Regions from separate parts of the Homo sapiens genome. Here regions 1 and 2 are each linked to region 3. A link is a loop called in an ENCODE intact Hi-C map of the cell type or tissue named here. Cell type or tissue: endothelial cell of umbilical vein. All regions are shown on one strand. Each heading gives the region's core, and the rest is flanking DNA. Links, peaks and the distances in the headings are about the cores only. Region 1 holds the start of LINC00184 (long intergenic non-protein coding RNA 184). Region 2 has its middle 22 kb from the start of LINC01348. Region 3 has its middle 17 kb from the start of LINC03108.

The links. Hi-C counts contacts between places; a loop is a spot of excess contacts. Peaks named below come from ENCODE experiments on the same cell type or tissue, not always from the same donor. Only the 100,000 strongest peaks of a DNase experiment are listed, where the experiment ranks them.
Region 1: a loop joins it to region 3, with 12 times the contacts of the local background. A loop is called at or near these places in 2 of 110 quality-filtered maps.
Region 2: a loop joins it to region 3, with 5 times the contacts of the local background. A loop is called at or near these places in 24 of 110 quality-filtered maps.

The regions. Positions count from the first base shown.
Region 1 is chr1:234,628,185-234,635,767 of GRCh38, reverse strand. LINC00184 (long intergenic non-protein coding RNA 184) reads right to left here and starts at 6,457. Exons shown (of 2, transcript NR_033927.1): 1 at 6,021-6,457; 2 at 988-2,820. In endothelial cell of umbilical vein, for the core only: no CTCF peak of the experiment used is centred there; a DNase peak (open chromatin) is centred at 3,837; H3K27ac peaks cover 2,614 bases.
Region 2 is chr1:235,044,021-235,051,603 of GRCh38, reverse strand. No RefSeq gene overlaps it. Among named protein-coding and RNA genes, the nearest start is that of LINC01348, 22 kb to the left of the region's middle. RefSeq lists enhancers at 541-610, 3,168-3,462, 4,176-4,225. In endothelial cell of umbilical vein, for the core only: no CTCF peak of the experiment used is centred there; a DNase peak (open chromatin) is centred at 3,423; H3K27ac peaks cover 1,613 bases.
Region 3 is chr1:234,993,719-235,001,301 of GRCh38, reverse strand. No RefSeq gene overlaps it. Among named protein-coding and RNA genes, the nearest start is that of LINC03108, 17 kb to the right of the region's middle. RefSeq lists an enhancer at 2,166-3,365. In endothelial cell of umbilical vein, for the core only: no CTCF peak of the experiment used is centred there; DNase peaks (open chromatin) are centred at 2,861 and 3,811; H3K27ac peaks cover 3,014 bases.

The sequences.
Region 1 (7,583 bases), core at 1,584-6,583, 370 kb after region 3:
ATAATTCCCTCATTTGAGTAAGGAAACCGGAGCCCAGAGAGGTGAGCCTTTGGGTTTGTCATTTGATCAAGTGTACAGAGCAGGAGCAATAATAAACATAATAACTGACTTCTTTACAGCCCTTTACACTTTATAAAACACATTCACATTCAACATTTACAGGTATCGCAATTCTGGCCTTTCAGTAAATGAAACGCCCCTGTGCTCTATTTACCTCCAGGAGACCAATGTGGCTGATTTTATATTTGGTATTATTTCATTTATTGGCTGCTGCTGATGGCAGCACCCTTCACCTGGAGACTCGGAGGCATTTCAGATGGATTCATGTATGAAACAGCAGGCTAACTAACACTGTGAGTGGGCCGATGTTAAGCGGAGAGTAACATATCCTGCCCTGCCAGTGAAAAAACCACAGCCACGTCTGAGGGGCAGAATCCCAGTGTCAGTGGGATTTGAAGATTTGTAAAAAGCTGTTACTGGCCACGTCTGCCATTTGGGAATCCAAGGACCAGATTAAATCTCAAAGAAACCCAAAGTTGTGCTCTTCAATGGCCAAGGGTGGGTTTCTCCAATGAAAGCATCAAATCAGATGTCTTTGTCAGTTACGTCTTCATGGAAGGTGGTGGTAAGGACTTACATGACATCATAAAATAAGGTTAATCATGGCTGGGTGCGGTGGCTCACACCTGTAAGCCCAGCAATTTGGGAAGCCGAGGTGGGTGGATCACGAGGTCAGGAGTTCGAGACCAGCCTGACCAACATGGTGAAACTCCGTCTCCACTAAAAATACAAAAATTAGCTGGACGTGGTGGTGCATGCCTATAATCCTAGCTACTCAGGGGGCCGAGGCAGGAGAATCGCTTGAACCTGGGAGGCAGAGGTTGCAATGAGCTGAGATCGTGCCACTACACTCCAGCCTGGGTGACAAAGCAAGACTCCATTTCAAAAATAAAATAAAATAACATAACGTTATTGACTTATCTGAGATCGTTTTCCTATGAATTTATTGACATTTTCAACATTTAATTGAGCATTTCTGATTTTCAGGCACGGAGGGATGTGGAGGAGAACAAGGCATGACGCTGTCCTGAAAGTGCTCCTAGTCTGGTAGGCACGTCTGTCCTGCCACGTCTCCAGAATCTATCTTGAGTTGTTGCAGTGCTGCACTTCCTTTGTAGATGACGGCACAGTTCATTATGACTCTTCGGAATATCTCAGCCTTTTCATCCATGTAGTGAGTTTTGCATCAGACATTTACTCTTTAGCAGGGTGGATTAGTTTCTTAGAACTGTCATAACAAATTACCACAAACTGAGTGGCTTAAAGCAACACAAATTTATTCTCATAATTCTGGAGTCTAGAAGTCCAAAAGCAAGGTGCCGCCAGGGTCAGGCTCTTTCTGATGGCTCTAGGGGAGGGTCAGTCCCATGCCTTTCTCTTAGCTTCTGGTGTGGCTCACGGCCCTTGACATTTCTTGGCTTGTAGATGCATCACTCCAATCTCTGTCTCAATTGTCACACCATGTTCTCCTTATGTCTCTTCCTTGCTTCTCATAAGGACACCAGTCATGTTGGTGGAGGCCCACCCTAATTCAGTATCATCTCATCTTTGCTTGATTACATTTATAAGACCATATTTTCAAATAAGGTCACATTCACAGGTACCGTGGGTTGGGTCATCAACAGAGCTTTCTAGAGGGTACAATTTCACGCATAACAGGGGATTCGATTCATCCAAACCCTTTCTCAGCAGAGACAGTAAAAGTACTTTCCCCTTCAGCTGCCAGATTGCAGTTTCATATGGCTGTGCTCACAATAAAGCAGAAAGGCCAGGGTTCCTTGAGCTCCAGAGTGGGCCACAGATGGTTAAAACAATGTGGAACATGTTTTCAGGGGAGAGAGGACAGAGCAGCCTAAAGTGGTCCTTCCAATAAGTGACATTGCATGTGTCCCTCTCGCTTTCATCTTTATGTGTGTATCACACATTATCCTTCATCCTAATGTCTTTTTCTCCTGGTTCCAGTGAAGCGGCAAAGAGAGTAAAAGTGCTGAGCTCCTGCTGTAAGTCAGGTGCCATTCATGCCCCCCAATCCATTTGGACCGCTCACTGTCCATTCTCTGTGACAGGGGTTACAGCCACTGTCCTGATAGATCCTGTTTTGCTACTCTTAATTGAGTTTGAATGGCCTACCTGGTAGAGCTTTCATTTAGGCAGCAGAGTGCACATCTTGTTTCCATTTCAATCATTTGCATTGGAAGTGCTTTTTCCCCCTAATGAATACATAGTCATAAAGAATCCAGTTCAGCCTGTCGTGCTGTTGCCACTGGCATCAGCTGGAAGGCTGGCAAGTAATGATCCCACCTGGAAGAGCACAAAGCAGTCAGCCCCTGTGCTCTGTACCGTGTAACTCACCCATACCGTGGCCCTTGTTCATTCCAGCATGGCTCCTACTTCACATGTGGGGCTGTTTCTGTTTCTATTCATTCTGTGTGATGCCTTGCTTGACCCAACATCATGAATGGAAAATTGTGATGGGCCTAATCCCTTCACTCTGCATTCTCCAGGGAAGGTGTTGGTCTCAACAGGAGCTAAAGTTTTCCTGGGAAAGGAGAGCCATGAGAGAGAAGTTTTCCTTTCCCCATAGGTGGTCCCCAGCAGAGAGGCAGGAAGGTTTATGCACAAAACTGTAGGAAGAATGATTGCCTCCTCTGGCCATCAGATTGTGACTTAGCTTCTTGTGGCAAGTGGCACTTCATTGGGTGTTCTAAAGACACATTCATCATAGTCCCTGCTCATTGGTAACATAATATCTAATATGAACTGCAAGGACAAGACAAACATATAAAGAACATTTAGGCAACTAAAGAAGTATATTAAAAAATCTTTAGATTGTGTATAGGCAAAAGGAAACTGCATTTTCTGATGAAAGAATTCAAGTTGTAAGAGCTCCTTTGGGGAGGAATGGCCATCTTTCTTCCAATTACAGAAAATTTTGTAGCAAACTAATTTAAAAAAATCTTTATATCCTAATTCATTTAGTAACCAATTAAGTGTATAGTCAAGATTCTTAGTTTCAAGTGATGAAACTCAAATAAGGGCAATATATTTGTTTATGTACCTGAAAATGCTCAGGCTAAACACAGTGGCTCATGCATGTAATTCAGTTACTTTGGGAGACCAAGGTGGGAAGATCACTTGAGGCCAGGAGTTCAAGACCAGCCTGGGCAACATAACATGACCTCATCTCTACAAAAAAAAAAAAAAAAAAAAAAATCACTGGGCACAGTGGCACATGCCTGTAGTCCCAGCTACTTGGGAGGCTGAGGAAGGAGAATCATTTGAGACTAGGAGTTGAGGCTGCAGTGAGCCATGATTGCACCAATGCACTCCAGCTTAGGCAACAGAACAAGACCCTGTCTCTAAAAAAAAGAAAAAAAAAAGTTCAAGGGTGGTTCCAGATCCTTGAAAAATGTCTTCAGGAATATTCTCCAGGCTTTAGCTTTGCCTTCTTCTCTCTTGATTTCATTCTCAAGCAGGCAATCACTATTTTTTTGACAAGATGTCCACCAGAAGCTCCAGGCTAATTTTCTATTGGTTTAACCACCCCAGAAGAGAATTTATCCTTTCCAATACTTCTAGCATAACCCCTGTGGCTGACAATGTTGGTTCTGATAAGCTCAGCATGTAACATATACTCATTCTTGAATCACCAGCATGGTTAAAATTCTCATTGGCCAGACTTGGACCACATGCCCCACCCCTGGGGTTAGGGGTAAGAGTCAACCCCACCAGAAAACAAAGACTGAGAGTCAGGGAGGGGTGGTTCTTTAAAAGAAAACTAGGGTCTTGGTATCACAGGAGGAAGTGGATGTTGATCAAGCCAAAGTCCCAGATGCCCATGACACTATACAAAAAGAATGTACATTGTTCTGAGATGCTGATTAAGAAATACAAATCAACCTCCGCTTTTGAAAGTAGTTTTAAAAGAGGTCAACTTTCAGTGTCTTTCATGGAATTTCTGATTACTTTGAGCTAGTAATCAAGTCAACAATAAATTCTTTGTTTCTCTTGCAAACCCACATTGTCTAGGAACATTTCCTATTAATATCTATTTTAGAGTATCACATGAGTCTTGAGTCCTTCTTTCAGGAATAAAGGTAACAAACTGACAGAGATAAAAAACAAACAAAAAAAAGTGGTGGGGTAATTTTAAAATTTTTATGTCATAATTTTCTTCAGCAGGAAATTCTATTTGGCTGAGTGATTTTTGAACAGAGAGCAAATAATCATTTAGATATTTTTTTCTCTCTCTTTTTTTGAGACAGAGTCTTGTTCTATTGTCTAGGCTGGAGTGCAGTGGCGTGATCTCGGCTCACTGCAAGTTCCACCTCCCGGGTTCACGCCATTGTGCTGCCTTAACCTCCTGAGTAGCTGGAACTACAGGTGCCTGACACCATGCCTGGCTAATTTTTTGTATTTTTAGTAGAGATGGGTTTTCACCGTGTTAGCCAGGATGGTCTCGATCTCATGACCTTGTGATCTGCCCACCTTGGCCTCCCAAAGTGCTGGGATTACAGGCGTGAGCCACCGCGACTGGCCTAGATTTTTTTAAAAAGATAAAAAGCAATCACTATGTTTAGTACATGTAATGAAAAAAATATGAAAGAAACTCTCTCATGGGCTAGATACTGCCATTTTCTGGGACGGCACTATAATGTCTATCTCCAGTTCTAATTTTCTTTTTCACCTCAAAATTTTAGTATTCACTGTGACTTATATTTGATTTGTTGGATTCTTAATAATGGCTAAATTTAATTCCACTTTTTCTCTCTTTATAATCAGGGCCAGATTTTTAAAAAGAAATCCACACACTATAAATCCAAAAACCAAGTTATATTAAAAGTCAGATTTTCGACTGCATGGAGGGTCAGCGCCCCCAACTCCTGCAGTAGTCACAGGTCAACTATATATGTGTACACATGCACATACATCTAGTGTTTATGTATATTCAAATGTACATACATGTTTGCTGTATTTTTCATAATGTAATGAGTGCTTCCTATGCAGCAGGCACTGCGTTGTACTGGAGACCATCTTTGCCTCACAGAGCTTACATTTTAGTTGGGGAGATAGTGACAAACAAATGAATAAATACATCAACCAGATGATTAAAGACTGTGATCAGAGCCATGTAGGAAGTAAACACGGTGGTGAGACAGACGAAAGCTGGGAGAGCCCATTGTAGGTGGGAGGTCAGAGAACCTCCCTGAAAAGGTAACATCTTCAGTAGGGCCTCATGGAGGTGAATGATCAGTCACTACAGCAGAACAGAAGGCAGGCCAGTGTAATTGTGGTGGGGTCATTGGGGTAGGCAGGAGACAAATCAAGCAGGGCTTCATAAACCATGGTAGAAATATAAATTCAATTCTAAGGTAAACTGGAAGTCAGGAAGGGATTCATAGCCAAGAAGTGGCATAACTTGATTCAAATCTTAAAATGGTCACTTTTGCTCCTATAGAAAGAACGTGTGTCTCTATGAGAAATAAAATAGAGGCTTAAACAAGAGATTCCTCCAATATAAAAGCACTGTGGATGGGGTTAAGAGTCCCAGATGGGCCCAACAGCTCCACATCCATCAGAAACCTAGTCTTCTCTATCACCCTACCCCATTGTCTTAGAAAATGGTTTCCATTCACAGAAGTGCAAGATGGCCAGAGCAATTCCTGACATTTTGTCTGAGTGCTGAACTATAAAAGAAAGGGAACAAAAGACAACAGAAGTTTTCCCATCCCGTCCAAATCAGCTTCCTTGAAGCATCCTGTTTCAAAGTCACACAAAACACTTCTGCTTACATCTCATTGGCCAGAATTTAGTTACATGGTTACACTTAGCAGGGGAGGTGAGGAAACATGGTCTCTCACTTATGATGTCTACATCAGTAAGATACTTACAGCTATCAGAACAAGCAATCAAAATACGCTTAATGGCTCAAACATGATACAGGATTACTTCTCACTCACATGAAGTCCAAAATGATGTTCTGGATTGGCAGGTGGTTTTCCTCCAAGCAAGGATCTAAGGACCCAGGTTTCTTCTATCTTGTGCCTCTTTCACCTTCAACACTTGTCTTCCAAGATCTTGTTACTTAACTGCATTAAGCTGTGGAAAGATAAAGAGTATAGAGAACCATTGTGAGTTTCTGTAGGCCAGGACTACAGAAGTGTGAGTAGAAGGGACACATCACTTCCACTCACTAACGGCCAGAACTCAAACACACAGCTGCATATAACTGCAAGGGAGGCTGAGAAATGGCATCTGGTTGTGCCCAAGAAGAAGACCTGGGCTCATGACATGACCAGCCAGCAGCCTCTACCACTGGGGAAATGAGTCCAGCCAAAAACTAGGGTTCTGTTACAAAGAAAGAACCTTGGGAGATAGGTGGCAGTTTGTGTCACACGAGGCGACAGTGGAAACAGAAGACCAGTTCCACTAAAGAGCTAGCAAGCAAATAAATACTTGCCATCTGCCAGCAATGAGAGGGCACACTCAGAACCAGAAGATGACATAGTTCTACTGCAGATTCTGTTTCGCAATGACGCTCCTGCAAAAATATCTCAAGGATTTGCCTTCAGCCTACAAAACATTCTCAAAATGAAATTGCTATGATTAGTCAATTTAATTTTTATTTATTATTTGATTTTATTAATATTATAGAAAGCTTTTTAACAGTCTAGATGTGCTCCATAATCAGATATTGAGGCTTTACAGGTTTGGCCATACAGAGAGAAATATAGTATTAGTGACATAACATTGCTGCAAACCCAACTGAAGAAATTCCTGGTTGTGAGCTTTTACATATAATGTGTTCATTTTGAAATAATACTTTTATGTTCCAAATTTCTGTTTCCATTGATCATTTATTAATTTGTTTTTTTTATCTTGAGTTTTATTTAATCTACAAAATATACTACTGCAAGAGAGAAGGGTACTGGCTGGGGGAGTACCCAATGCTCACAACCATTCTCACTCAAATAATTAATATCTGGTGAACATTTACTATGATGTTCTAGGACAGCTTAGTGGGTCCAGCATAAGTGTAGATCCTGGAAAGGATAGACCAGCAGGCCTTAAAAATATAAAGGAGAGAATAAACAAACATAATGACACTAGGAGGAGAATGAGTAGATTTCAACATATGTGAATCAATCAGAAAGTAGAGTTAATTTAGTTAAGTGGTCAAGAGCACAATATTTGAATTATGTCGGACCTATATTCAAATTCTCAGTCAGCCACTTTCAAACTATGTAAAACTGGAGAAGTCACTTAACCCCTCTGAGCCTCACTTTCCTCATCTGTAAAAAACGGAGGATAATAACAACCTCATAAAGTGCCCAGTATAGTCAACGCCTGGATCATACTATAGTAAACACATGAAAAATCATGGCGATGATTAATAACCAAGGGGTTAGCATGACTAGTCCAGCCAGGGCTCGATGCCAGCTGCAGCTGAGTGGTAAGAAGATAGATCTTCTGTAAAGATCTTTGCAGAAACTCAAACAAGTCAGACTGGAGAGCATGCGTGA
Region 2 (7,583 bases), core at 1,068-6,067, 51 kb before region 3:
TCCTTTCTGTTGGTGCCACCATCTCTGTGCCTCCATGTGCTGCTGACCTGCCAAGCCCATGGCCAGCTCAGCACTCGGATTTTATTTGGTCTCTCGGTATGGGTTCCTTTATCAGCATTTCAAAAAGCTTTTGTGTTTTATCCATAATTGATTAAAGTTTGTAGCTGTGAATAAAAGATTGATTAAAAGCAACAACAGCAAAACAGCTCTTGTTTTTCTTCACCATCTGCCTTTCCCCAGAAGAGTCTCCCACCTCCAAGCAGACAGTCCTCGACGTGGATCCACACAACCTTACAAGTTTTCCTTAGACCCAAGAAAGGGAGGTGTGGGGAATGATCGTTACTTGCTGATACTTACTGATATTGCAATGCCAGCAATAAGAATACCATCTGGACTTTATCTGTGGTTGGTGTGTTTCATTTTGCATTTTATGTGATGGGTGCTGGGATTTGGACAGGCCAAAGCTCCCACCCTCGCGTTTCTCAGTGTACTGGGAAATGACATCACCTATGACAGGGCACTATGATTAGCAAGGGGAGGGGAGGGGCCAGACCTCAGCCCAGGAGTGGGGCTTGGGGCAGGCCCCTAGGGAGAAGCAGTGGCAGTAGCCAGAGCTGGGCTTGGTGTCCCGCTCAGACAAGTGGTGCAGCCAGCTGCAGGATTCACACTCACGTCCTCTGGTAGTAAGCTCTGCTCTCTGCCGGCCCTGACTTCAGAGCAGTGCTGAAGCCGGGCAGTCCTGAGGCACAGCCATATGTTTACAGCTTCTATTTTTTTATTTTTTTTAAGATGGAGTTTCACTCTTGTCGCCCAGACTGGAGTGCAATGGCATGATCTAGGCTCACTGCAGCCTCCGCCCCCCTGGGTTCAGGCCATTCTCCTGCCTCAGCCTCCTGAGTAGCTGGGATTACAGGTGCATGCCAACACGTCCAGCTAATATATTTTTTTTTTTTTAGAGACGGAGTCTTACTCTGTCGCCCAGGCTGGAGTGCAGTGGCGCGATCTCGGCTCACTGCAAGCTCTACCTCCCAGGTTCACGCCATTCTCCTGCCTCAGCCTCCAGAATAGCTGGGACTACAGGCGCCCGCCACTGTGCCTGGCTAATTTTTTTTTGTATTTTTAGTAGAGACGGGGTTTCACCGTGTTAGCCAGGATGGTCTCGATCTCCTGACCTCGTGATCCGCCCGCCTCGGACTCCCAAAGTGCTGGGATTACAGGCATGAGCCACCGCGCCCAGCCTAATTTTTGTATTTTTACTAGAGACGGAGTTTCGCCACGTTGGCCAGGCTGGTCTCGAATTCCTGACCTCAGGTGATCCACTCGCCTTGGCCTCCTAAAGTGCTAGGATTGCAGGCGTGAGCTACTGTACCTGGCTTTTTTTTTTTTTTTTTTTGAGACAAAGTCTCTCGCTCTGTTGCCCAGGCTGGAATGCAGTGGTGTGATCTCGGCTGACTGCAACACCGTCTCCTGGGTTTAAGCAAATCTCCTGCCTCGGCCTCCCGAGTAGCTGGGATCACAAGCACCCGCCACCACACCTAATTTTTGTACTTTTAGTAGAGACAGGGTTTCACCATGTTGGCCAGTCTGGTCTTGAACTGCTGACCTCAAGTGATCCGCCCGCCTCGGCCTCCCAAAGCGCTGGGATTACAGGCATGAGCCGCTGCACCCAGCCACATATTCACAGCTTCTATTTGAAGGATCTCAAAACCACAGGGAGTGCAGCAGTGCACACCAGCCCTCTCCCCCACCTCCCTTTCCCCACACTCACATTCCTTCCCTTATGCCCCAATCACTGGCTTAGTCAGAAAGACCATTTTAACCTGAGAGTAAACGAAGGAAAGGGATACACAGTCTACTGGCTTCTGTCGCCTCACATTTTAATAGAGGCTTCAAGCAACAATTACCTATGGGATATGTCTGAGAGGCACTACAGAAAGGGGCAGAATTATCTACCAGCTTGATAAATGATACATCTCTCAGGACTTTTGGAGGAGAACCAGCTCCATGCTGCAGGAGCCGTGTGGAGCTGGGCTTTACTGCCAGGGCCTTGTCCTGGATGCTGGAAGGAACCAGAAGATTCAAAGTAGAGTCAGGGTCCTGGCCACCAGTGCAAGGCAGGCCACATGACCATCGACACTGCCACCATTGCCACCAGCCCCAGTGCAGCCCTGGGAAGGAGCTTGTTTTCTCCTCCTGGGGGACTGCTGCTCTGGTAGGAGACCAGAGGCAAGAGGAGTCCATTCCGGGCTGTGGGGTACCTGCCCTGTCTCCCTCACAGAGTGCCGTAAAACAAAGCAGCATCATGCATAAGCCCATGTTTCCAGCAGTTTATCAGAGCCTCAGATGTGTGGTGTAGATCCCATCGCCTTGAGGCTCAGGAGAACCAGCAAGCGTGTAGTGCCCTGGGCGGGGTCCCAGCTGACCATGATCCCCATCTCTGGCATCTTTTTTATGGGTCTCCCCTTGTTTTTTTTTTTTTTTCAGACAGAGTCTCGCTCTTGTCGCCCAGGCTGGAGTGTAGTGGCGCGATCTTGGCTCACTGCAACCTCCGCCTCCTGGGTTCAAGCGATTCTCCTGCCTCAGCCTCCTGAGTAGCTGGAATTATAGGCACCCACCACCACCACGCCCAGCTAATTTTTGTACTTTTAGTAGAGATAGGTTTTGCCATGTTGGCCAAGCTGGTCTTGAACTCCTGATCTCAGGTGATCTGCCTGCCTCGGCCTCCCAAAATGCTGGGATTACAGGCATGAGCCACCGCACCAGGCCTGGTGTTTTTTTTTTTTTTTTTTTTTTTTTGGAGACAGAGTCTCACTCTGTCACCTAAGCCAGAGTGCAATGGCATGATGTCGGCTCACTGCAACCTCCGCTTCCTGGGTTCAAGCGATTCTTGTGTTTCAGCCTCCCAAGTAGCTGGGACTAAAGACATGAGCCACCACGCCCAGCTAATTTTTTTGTATTTTTAGTAGAGGCAGGGTTTTCGTCATGTTGACCAGGCCAGTCTTGAACTCCTGACTTCAGGCGATCCGCCCGCCTTGGCCTCCCAAAGTGCTGGGATTACAGGGGTGAGCCACTGCGCCCGGCTGCCCTTGGTTTTAATGTGGACGCCTTGTGCTTTTTGCTCAGTATTCCTGGCCCCGGTGATCACAGGGGTTGTGAATTATGGATACAGCAGCAACTGTTTTTAATCTCCCATGAAACAAAACCAGTGTGTCTTCTGCCCCGGAGGCCGCGGGTGAGGAAGGGATGGCAGCTGCTGCGATATGGCTGCCTCGGGCTGACGTCAATGCGAGTCATTCCAGGCCAAAGACTCCACTCAGGAAGCTTAAAAGTGATACTGAAAACAGATTTGCATGTTTTCCTTTCACGGGAACTTGGCTCCTCTCAGTTCCACTGAAGATGTTTTCACCAGCCTGTGTGCAACCGGTGTGTGGAACGAGCACAGCTTGCAATGCAATTGGAAGGCGACTTTAGCTTTTGTCCTGTGCTGCCCCTCTGAAGTTTATTCAGCCGGATTCATGTTCCCAGACCCTGGCAGGCTTGGACTTTTCTGCTCCTCTTAGGAAATAGTCTGTCTGATGGTTGCTTTAAATGGAAACAAAACAAAACAAAACAAAACAAACAAAAAAAACCAGTCTCCATTTGGAATTTCAATGTCCAGGCCAAGATATTAGTCAAAACTTCAAACCATTCTTCTTGCTCCAGCTGAGGCTGCTTAGGGCTGGAAGTCTGCATGGGAAAGGGATGAGGCTGGCTTCTGTCCTTTCCTGTGGCTCCTTGTGCCCCTTCTCCCAAGGTTGGAGCTGGGTGAGGGGTTTTAGGGCCCAGGACAGCTCTCACCCGAGTAGGTGCATGGGCAGCTTGCTGTGCATCCTTTGGGTCTGGCTGTGGTTGAAAGCTGCCCTCTCTCCTGCCGGGGCTCCCATGTGGGTCTGCACTTCCTGGAGTCTCTTATTGGTGATCATTTGAGACTCTTTGCTTTGGTCCCTTGGGTTTACCTCGAGCTTTTTGCTGCTAGGGTTTCTGCCCCTCCAGGTGGTCTTATAGGTCAGGCCCCTAGCAGACCTCATGCTGGTTACCTCTCTGTGTGGCTTCAGCTGGTTCTGACCCTCTTGTGTGGCTTGCCCCCGCAAGCTCTGGGAGGGAGGCCAACCCCAACCCACTGCATGCTCCTGGTTCTGGCATCAAAGCAGGCAGGGCCAGACATGGTGGCTCACTCCTGTAAACCCAGCACTTCGGGAAGCTGAGGAGGGAGGATCACTTGAGGCCGAGAGTTCAAGATCAGCAACATAGTGAGACCCCATGTCATTACAAAAATAAATATTATTATTTTTGAGACGGAGTCTCACTCTGTTGCCCAGGCTGGAGTACAGCGGTGCGATCTCAGCTCACTGCAACCTCCACCTCCTGGGTTCAAGCAATCCTCTTACCTCAGCCTCCTGAGTAGCTGGGATTACAGGCATACGCCACCATGCCCAGCTAATTTTTGTACTTTTAGTGGAGATGGGGTTTTGCCATGTTGGCCAGGCTGGTCTTGAACTCCTGACCTCAAGTGATCAGCCTGCCTCTGCCTCCCAAAGTGCTGAGATTACAGCCTTGAGCCACTGTGCCCAGTCCACACACACAAAAATTTATTTAAAAAAACCAGGCAGGACCAGGTGTGGTGGCTCATGCCCAAAATCCCAGCACTTTGGGAGGCTGAGGCTTGTGGATCACCTAAGGTCAGGATTTCGAGACCAGCGTGATCAACATGGTGAAACTCCATCTCTACTAAAATACAATATTAGCTGGGTGTGGTGGCACATGCCTGTAATCCCAACTACTTGGGAGGCTGAGGCAGGAGAATTGCTCGAACCCAGGAGGCTGAGGCAGGAGAATTGCCTGAACCCAGGAGGCAGAGGTTGCAGTGAGCCGAGATTGTGCCATTGCACTCCAGCATGGGCAACAAGAGTGAAACTCTGTCTCATAAATAAATAAATAAATAAATAAAATAATTTAAAAAGCAGGCAGTAGTCATCCTGTACATTAGTTCCCTGTGGTTCTCTAACAAATTACGACAAATTACGATGCTTAACACAGAAATTTATTCTTTCACAGTCCTGGAGGACGGAAGTCTAAAACCACGATCAGGGGGCTGAAATCAAGGTGTGGGCACAGCCCTGCTCCTTCCGCGGCTGTCGAGAGAATCCCCAGCTTGCTGATTCCGGCTCGTGGTGTCTGCCGACAACCTTTGGCCTGTGGCCGCATCACTCAGTCCCCACCTCTGCGTCACATCACCGTCTCCTCTGCATTGGGCAAACCTCCCTTTACCCCTCTCTTGTAGGGAAATGGCTAACTGCATTTAGGGTTCATGTAATCTCATTTAGGGCTAATCCCGGATAATCTCCCCATCCAGAGATCCTTCATTTAATCACATTGGCAAAGACCCTCTTTCCAAATAAGGCCACATTTATAGGCTCCAGGGGTTAGGCCTGACACGGTTGGGGCTTTCATCAGCCTCCTGCAGCCTGACACCCACCGTCTGGATTTCCTGGATGGTAAGGGCTCTGGCCTTCTCTGCCATCAGTGAGAGGGAATCCCAGGGTGAGCTCTCTGAGAAGCTTTGTGGAAACCCACGAATTTGAGGTGAGGGGAGGCCCCCACTTCCCTTCAGGAAGCACAGCTTTCTCCACAGAGACACCCCTCAGGCAATCTTCTCTTCAAAATCATGTCTCTCAACTGGCCCACTCTTTATATTTTTTGGTGGGGATGGTGAGAAGGCTCACAGGTTGTGGATCAGGTTCTAGACTATTTCCCGTCCCATTGAAAGTAGCTTGGAACCCAAAGCATCACTTTGAACACTCTGCTACCTTTGCTGTGGAGTTCATAGTGGTTGATGCTGTCCAGGGCTGTGTGGGCTCTAAGGCTGTGCAAACTGTGAGGGCTGAAATCTGCCTGATGAGCCTGGTGCCCCAGCCACGGGGTGCCTCATTTGTGGGGAGCATGGGCCCCTCTTGTGAGCAGAGGGGCTGCCTGTGGTTCCCTCTGGGCTCTACCCTGGACGCTGATCTCGTCCCCTTCTCACACAGCCCAAGGACCTGCCAGTGGGTGGCTGGTGATGGAGATGCTGCAACGTGACCACGGAATGCTAGTGATGAATGATGCAAACTCACTTCATCCTCTGGATTTTCAGCGTGCAACTGCTGTGCTGATATAGCAATCTCCTACTCTGTGGGTTAGTAGATCGTCATTCAATAAGGAGTCAATGCTTGTGTAAACCAAGCAGAGATGGACAAGCTGGTTTAGAAAGAAAATGTACTTCTCATCTTGCAAAATGTGGCCCAGCTTTTAGAGGGGGATAAAAAACAGATTTGTTTGGAAGGTTCCGGAATGTTCAGATAATAAATCCTTTTATCTACTTCTTCCACCTTAGCAGCGAAGACAAGTGGCCTGTCTGTTGACTGCCAAAATAGGGAATGAAAAATCAGAAGACCTGGCTACATTCTAAAGATGTGGGCGTGCTGGTTCACAGGAAACCCATTTGTTCACAGGGTTACCTGTGAAAACTGCAGTTCATAGAAGAAACTGACAAATATCAGTAAAGATATCATTCAAAATGACAAAGTCATCACAGGCCGAGATTGTTTAGGGATCTACCAGCATGGCTTGATTATTTTTTTCTTTACTAAAACAGTTCCATCCCCCGTTTTGCCACTCCCAAACCCGCACCAATGACTTGAAAGAAAATTTGTGTCTTCTCGTACTCACTCCCAACTCATCTTATTTTTGATTCTTGGGTCCATAATGTCACTGGCTCAGATGAGTGAGCCTAAGTCTCTCTTACATGGATAGTCCTGGGGGGAACTGGGGAAGATTTGGGACAGCCTTGGGGGCCAAGCTTTCTCTAGGATTATCAGCCTGAAGACTGTTCCCTGCAAGGGTTGCTGTAACAAAGTACCACAGACTAGGGGGCTTAAATAACAGAAACTGAGTCTCTCCTATTCCTGGGGACTGGAAGTCCAAGATCAAGGTGTCAGCAGGATCAGCTCCCCCTGCAGCCTCTCTCCTTGGCTTGCGGATGGTCCTGTTCTCCCTGTGTCCTCATGTGGTTGTCCCCTGTGTGTGTCTGTGTCTTTTTTTTTTTTTTTTTTTTTGAGACAGAGTCTCGCTCTGTCTCCCAGGCTGGAGTGCAGTGGTGTGATCTCTGCTCACTGCAACCTCCGTCTCCTGGGTTCAAGCGATTCTCCTGCCTCAGCCTCCTGAGTAGCTGGGATTACAGGTGCCCGCCACCACGCCCAGCTAATTTTTGTATTTTTAGTAGAGACGGGGTTTCGCCATGTTGGCCAGGGTGGTCTCGAACTACTGACCTCGTGATTTGCCTGCCTTGGCTTCCCAAAGTGCTGGGATTACAGGCGTGAGACACTGCGACTGGCTGTCTGTGTCATAATTTCCTTTTCTTATGTCAGTCAAATTGTATTAGGACCCACAGTAATGACCTCACTAAATCTTAACTACTCACTAAATCTTAAAACTACCCTTTTAAAGACCCTGTTTCCAAATATACTCACATTGTTAAGTACTGGGGGTAAGGACTTCAACGTATGAAT
Region 3 (7,583 bases), core at 1,711-6,710:
GGAGTGCAATGGTGTGATCTCAGCTCACTGCAACCTCCGCCTCCTGAGTTCAAGCGATTCTTCTGCCTCAGCCTCCTGAATAGCTGAGATTACAGGTGCCGGTCACCACGCCCGGCTCATTTTCATATTTTTAGTAGAGACAGGGTTTCACCATGTTGGCCAGGCTGGTCTCGAATTCCAGACCTCAAGTGATCCACCTGCCTCAGCCCCCCAAAGTGCTGGGATTACAGGCATGAGCCACCGCGTCCGGCCTCTATTTTCTTTTAATTAAATTCCAGTTGAAAGTTGTCAATGAAGTTATAAAACTGATACATACAGGATCCCAGAAAGAAAAGAAAATACAAGCAAGCAAAGTAAGGATTCTTCTTCTTTTTTGTTTTTTTCTTTAAATGACATTTGGCAAGACTGGCTACTTTGTCATGAAATCATCGGAATTCTCTTTTAATCTTCCCATGAAAACCTGTGTACTTCGGGATTCAGAGTCACATGAATCTTTGCCTGGCAGGAATGTAAATGTTTTGAGAAGGCTGTTGTCTTTTCGAGTTTGAGCCACAGCAGAAGCCGAAGGGCCTGTAGATGAAGGCTAGGTGGGGCCTGCTAATGTTCTGGGCAATTTCTAACTCTGACAAGACACAGATACCTCCCTTCCTTCCCCCGCCCCAAACATCTCCTGTCACCTTCAGTAGACCGCAGGCTCGTGGGGGCGGTGGAGAGAATGCTCCCTTCTCCCTGTTCTGGCCACTCTGACGTGGCTGAGGGGCTGGAGGAGGTCCCCAGTCGAAGCCCAACCTATGGTTTACACCATGACGATTCCTTTGCCCCTTTTTGCGTGGGGGTGAGATTATGGGAAAGGGACTCCAGGGTCCTCTCTGAATTTTATTTATTTATTTATTTTTTTATGTTTTGAGACAGAGTTTTGCTCTTGTCACCCAGGCTGGAGTGCCGCGGCATGGTCTCGGCTCACTGCAACCTCCGTCCACCTCCCGGATTCAAGCAATTCCCCTGCCCCAGCCTCCCAAGTAGCTGGGATTACAGGTACATGCCACCACGCCTGGCTAGTTTTTGTATTTTTAGCAGATACAGGGTTTCACCATGTTGGCCAGGCTGGTCTCGAACTCCTGACCTCAGGTGATCTGCCTGCCTTGGCCTCCCAAAGTGCTGAGATTACAGGCATGAGCCACCACACTCGGCCTCCTCTGTGAATTTTAAACTGTGCACGTCTGACCTGAATGCACAGCTCTCAGTGTCCCCAGAACAGGGCCCCGCACCCATCTGATCCCTGAGACTGAGGAGGAGGAAAGGGATGGAGAGAACAGAGCTTCATCTGAGGGTGGTCAGACAGCCGGGTGCTAAGGAGCCTGTGTCAGCCAAAATGGAGGAAGAAACAGGCCTTCCTGCCTTTCCCGCTCTCTCTGTCCAGCCTAGCAGGTCCACTTGAATGCCCACTGACGGCTGCAGGTTGAGGTTCTGCCTTTGGCCAGTGTCGTTTCCAGCCAGGTAGACACCCATGGGGAGAGGTGGGGCTGCTAAGTGGGGCACCAGGCTCGGAGTCAGGAGGCCAGGCTCGGGCCCCAGGGCTGCTACATTATTAGTGCTGCTATTTGGCATGTGGCAAAGTGTTTCTCATCTCCAGAGACAGGGTTTCACCATGTTGGCCATGCTGGTCTCGAATCCCTGACGTCAAGTGATCCGCCCATCTCAGCCTGTCCACGTAACTGGCACTGTCCACATCATCGAGGTCTGGTGGGGCTCCAGTGAGAATGGTGCTTGTGAACTGAAGCTCATGGTGCTGGTGTCAGGGTTGGCTCTGCAGCGGGTTTCATCTGGTGGCTGTAGATTAAGGTTGAGTAGTACCAGGCTTGTCTGGAAATGGGAAAATCCAGATTTTCATAGATTTTTAGTACATTAGAGCTGGATGGAAACTTAGCAAATATTTACTCCAATTCCACCATTGGACAGATAAGGAAACTGAGTCTTAGAGAAGGGGAAGTCACTTGAAGGGTTGTGCTGGGTCATTTGAACAGCCCTGGGAGAGGCCCTGGAGAAACTCTACTCCGTAAGCGAGGCCACATACCAAGGTGACCTTTCCCTGCCAATGGAGAGTGTTGTTCACTCAAAAATAGAACTAAGCTGGGCGTGGTGGCTCACGCCTGTAACCCCAGCACTTTGGGAGGCTGAGGCGGGTGGATCACTTGAGGTCAGGAGTTCAAGACCAGCCTGGACAACATGGTGAAACCCGATCTCTACCAAAAATACAAAAATTAGCCTGGCGGTGCCTGTAGTCCCAACTACTTGGGAGGCTAAGGCAGGAGAATTGCTTGAACCCGGGAGGCAGAGGTTGCAGTGAGCCGAGATCACGCCACTGCACTCCAGCCTGGGCAAAAGAGCAAGACTTCATCTCAAAAACAAAAACAAAAACAAAAACAAAAACAAAACAAAAATAGAACTGATGATATGAAAGGCAGATGGCAGAGCTGAAAGATCCAACCCCTAGAGGAAGAACAGAGGCCCAAAGGAGAAGACCGGGGGTGGGATCCAGGCGGTGCTACTGTTACTATTTCTCATGGCAAGTCTCTTGACCTTATGACTACAGGTGAGCCTCCGCGACTCTTCCAACTCCCAGAGCAGCCTGAGGATCAAAGGTGCCTGTTAGTAGCCACTCCTTTAGGGCGGGCGGGGGCCAGGAAGAAGCCGTGACTCACAGGTACTGCCTGCTGGAGGGCTCTTTCTCTGCAGCAAATTGCTCTGGTGGAGAATTATAGGTGTGGAAGAGACTAACCTTAAAGGCTACAACTTTATAGGGTGTGAATAAAGGCTGACGCATGGTGCTTCCTAACAAAATAAGGGGAAGCTCCAGCTCCTGACCTCATCCAGAGAGGTCTTGACTTGTTCAGCGGGGCTTGGGTTGCTGGCGTTGCCTGGGATGCAGGCGGCACAATACCAGAGACCTAGGAGCAAATGAGAAACCCAGGCGCCAGGCCAGGAGAACAGGGCCTCGTCTTTCGGAAGATCTGGATACGTGCAGGCTCTGCACTTTCTTTGCTTTGAGACAACTGACTCCTGCAATTCCAATCACACAGGGACAACTGGGGAGGGACAGCTGTGTCCTTGCTATTTCAGGCATGTTGAGAACGTCCAGAAGGAAAATAATCTCTCATTCTCTCATGTTCCCCCACCCCAAAACATACACAAACCTATCGGGGCTGTGAGCCTCTCTGGCAAGATCTCTGGAGGTATCTGTACTCTGCCTTGTTTTATTGGCATTGATGACACGTCTTCCTGGCAAACCTGTATCATTCATTACAGCAGAACATAGGTTCTAGTGTCGTTACTGGAAGAAAATGATTCCTCCCTTCATTGCTCTAGTCTGCTGGACACAGTGTGGGGACTGATTGAAGAGACAGAAACCCCCGAGAAACAGGCCCCAGTTTCAGGCCAGAGCTGCAGGGTTGGGTCTCTCGGCTCATTGTGCAGGAGGAAGAGGAAGAGGGGGGAGAAGGCAGCCATCTGGTTTCCTTGGAAATCACACGGGAAGGTTAGAAGATGGGAGTCCAGGAGATGGAGTGTGGAAGTTTCTGCACCCAGTTCCGAAGCCCAGACTGTGAAGGGAATAGTTATGTTTCTTCTGGAAGCAGCCAGCACACAGTCCCAGAAGGAATCAGAACTGCTGTACAGATTTTTCCTGAAGGGGAGGACTGCCTGCCGCTAACGTCAGCAAGGAGAGACTACCTTGTTCCTCTGAAACCGAGTCAGCTTGCGGAGCTGAGTCAGAGGGAATGTTGTTGCTCACCCTGGAGCAGGGCCAGGATGTGAGGGCTGGACTTTGCTAAAAATAAGCCATTCATGTTTGGACATCATGCTCTGTCTCCTCGGATCCCTGGCATCTGGCGCTGTGCCATGTCCCGTGGCGCCCTGTGGTGTCCTGTGGGTTGAAGCCAGGGGCTGACTCAGGACCAGGATGTTCTCTGGACTCTTTTTCTGCTGGGTTGGGTGCAGCGGAGGCAATGCTTGGTGATGAGTTTTCGCCATCGCAGCTCTGGACCATGCCAAGGGCAGAGGCTGTAGTGGGAGACAGAGCTGGAAGAAGTTGCTGCTCAGGCGGGGGCCCACCCAAGGATGTCACTGGGGTCTGTTCCTCTGAGGGGCTGTCTTTCCTGGCCCTTTGTTGCCCCAACACCCCAGAAGCCAAGATATTTCCCTGACACAGCCCTTCCTAAAGCTGACACCTTTCACCAGCTATTAGGGAGTGGAGGAAGTGAGCAACTGTTTCTCCCAATAAAAAGAACTTTAAGGTGTACTCATTATTTAAAAATCAAACACAAAAAGAAAATATAAGGAAGAAAAAACACCGTCTATTATCTTCCTTCTCCCATAACTTTCTAGAGGAAAGATACATAGTTTTCAATGCACATTTTTGTATGCACGTTCAGGTGAATACATTTTGCTTTGATAAAAATGGGATTGTGTTAACATTTTCCAACTAATTTTCTTACTTTTTAAGAGATCATGGGCTTTTCGTAGCCATAATTACAGACTTACAGGATCGTTTAATAGCTTCATTTAGAGGAAGCATAATTTAACCTAGGCGTCGACAAACTTTTCCTGTAAATGGCCAGATAGTAAATATTTTTGGTTTTGTGGGTCAGATGGTCATTGCTGCAAACACTCAACTCTGTTATTGTAGCTCCAAATTGGTCAAAGACGTAAATGACCAGGTGTGGCTATGTTCCAATAAAACTTTATTCACAAAATAGGTCCTAGACTGGGTTTTGGCCCACTGGCCCACTTGCAGACCTGTGATTTAAACTGTCACCTACTGATGGGCATTTAAGAAGTTTCCAATGTTTTGCTATTAAAAACTGAGCCGAGATGGCGCCATTGCACTCCAGCCTGGGCGATAAAGCAAGACTCCGTCTCAAAACAACACAAAACAAAAAAACAGCACATAAATATGCCTTTGCGTGTATATGTATATGAGCAGGTGTATATTTGTATATATGCATATGTATACATACACACATAGTATATACATATATATGATTTATATATAAACAGGATTAATACACAGATATATGGTGTATATCTATGTGTGTGCGTATATATATACATATATACATATATATATACCTATATATACCCATATACCTATATACACATATATATACCTATATATACCCATATACCTATATATACACATATATACCTATATATACACATATACCTATATATACACATATACCTATATATACACATATACCTATATATACACATATACCTATATATACACGTATACCTATATATACATATACCTATATATACATATATCTCTATATATACATATATACCTATATATACATATATCTCTATATATACATATATACCTATATATACATATATCTCTATATATACATATATACCTATATATACATATATCTCTATATATACATATATACCTATATATACATATATCTCTATATATACATATATACCTATATATACATATATACCTATATATACATATATATACATATATATCTATATATACATATATACCTATATATACATATATACATATATATCTATATATACATATATACATATATATCTATATATACATATATACATATATATCTATATATACATATATACATATATATCTATATATACATATATACACATATATATCTATATATACATATATACCTATATATTCACATATATACCTATATATACACACATATATATGCACATATATACACATATATATGCATATATATATACACACACACACACATACACACACACACACACACACACACACACACCTATACATATATACCTTTCTCTGATGGCATCCCTAAGATAAACTGTAAGATATATTTTTCCTGGGATATCAGAGAGACGATTGTAAACCAACTGCAGATTCTGTTTACCTTGATGAGTTCATGAGCTTCCTTCCACCTCTGATTTTTCTAATGAATGCATTTTGCCCAGGCCTTGATAGAAAAACTACTTTGAAAACAGTCTGCTTCAGGTCTCCCCCATAGGGATGATGCTACATTAGAGGATCCTTCCTCCAAGCACAGCCTGCCCAGGGAGCTTGTTTTTGATGGATGTCAGTGGGCTGGATGGCTTCCTGGGAAGTTCGGAGGAAGTGGACTCCCTCCAGGACAGAGAGCTCTTGAGGTTCTGGGCATGGGGTGGAGCCCATCCAGGTGCCCTGGTAGCCCTGAAGCCCGCCTGGCCTCTGAGAGACATGTGTGGTGCACGCATTTCTAACAGAACACCGGTTAGAGGGTGGGGACCAGGTGGAAAATATATTGAGGACAGCCTCTGCCCTCCAAGAATTCTCTCTTTGCTATGAGAAGCAGAGCCACCCCCACCAAGCATTCCCCTGCTGCCGTGAGAGGCAGCATCAAGTGGGTCTGTGGGAAGGGGTCCTGGTGGGATCTGGCTGACAGGAGGTTTCTGCTTCCTTCACTTTCTTCTTGGGAGGAAGTCAACATTCTCCGGCATCCACTCGTTCTGAGGAGTTAGCAGGGGCTGGTTACAGACGGTTGTGCCGGTGGGAGAAGGTTCAGGGTTGAGTTCTGGAGGGAAGGCAGGGCATGAATTGGCAAGAAATAAAATAAAGAGAGGAAGTTAAAAGGAGCACTGAGGTGAGAGAGAGGGAGAGGGGTTCAGCATGACACACTCACCGTCACTGCCAAGGGTTGTTGGTGAAACGCTGAGCTTCTTGGGGCCTGGGTGTCCTCATCTGTAATGAGAGGGCCTAGGAGAAAGCTCACCTTCTAGCTGGTTCTCTAAGTAGCATGAGTTAAACTGGAAGAAAATGTGTGCGTGTGTGCATGTATGTGTTCATGTGTGCCTACAGGTGTGTGATGCATGTGAGTGAATGTAGCAAAAACATAGTCTTTTAGATTTAGGATCAACTAGTATGAGGCATCCTTGCCAGTCCTTGTGCGTCTCTGCTGAACACGTATTTACATCGGGACAGTGCTGGGTGGCTCAGGGCTGGAGCCAGATAAGCCAGGTGTGGGGCCAAGGGGGTTTGCGGAGAAAGTTTAGTTCACCGTGAGAACCTGGGGCCCAGCTTTGAAGGCCTCCAGGGCCCACTCTGAATAGAACTCGTGATCCCAGGAAGAGAAGTGCTTGGTTTGAGTCTGAGAAGCCAGTGGAGGTTCAGATCAGCTTGCGTGACCGTCACTCTGCAGGAACAGGGAAAGTAAAGTGTCAGACCCAGGACCTGGTGATTTGCAATGAAACCACCACAGTATGGCTGGGGACAGACCCTGGCAGGAGGCAGGATTCCATCCTCCTCCACAGGCTACCTCCACGCTGCATCCTCTTCCCCAAGGTTTGCTGGGAGTGAATGGACCATGGTCCCCATCACTGGGGGGCCTTGTCAATCATTCTGGCTTTTAGTTCTAGAAAGGAAAAACCAACACCAGGCACAGCTGACTTCTCCCTTCATCTTCATGAAGGTCCCTTTTCCTTGAGTTCCATGACACCTTGTTGCTTTTTATTCTGTTCCCCTCAGGCCACAACTTATGAGAATCCTTTGTTGGAGAACTTGTTCCTTT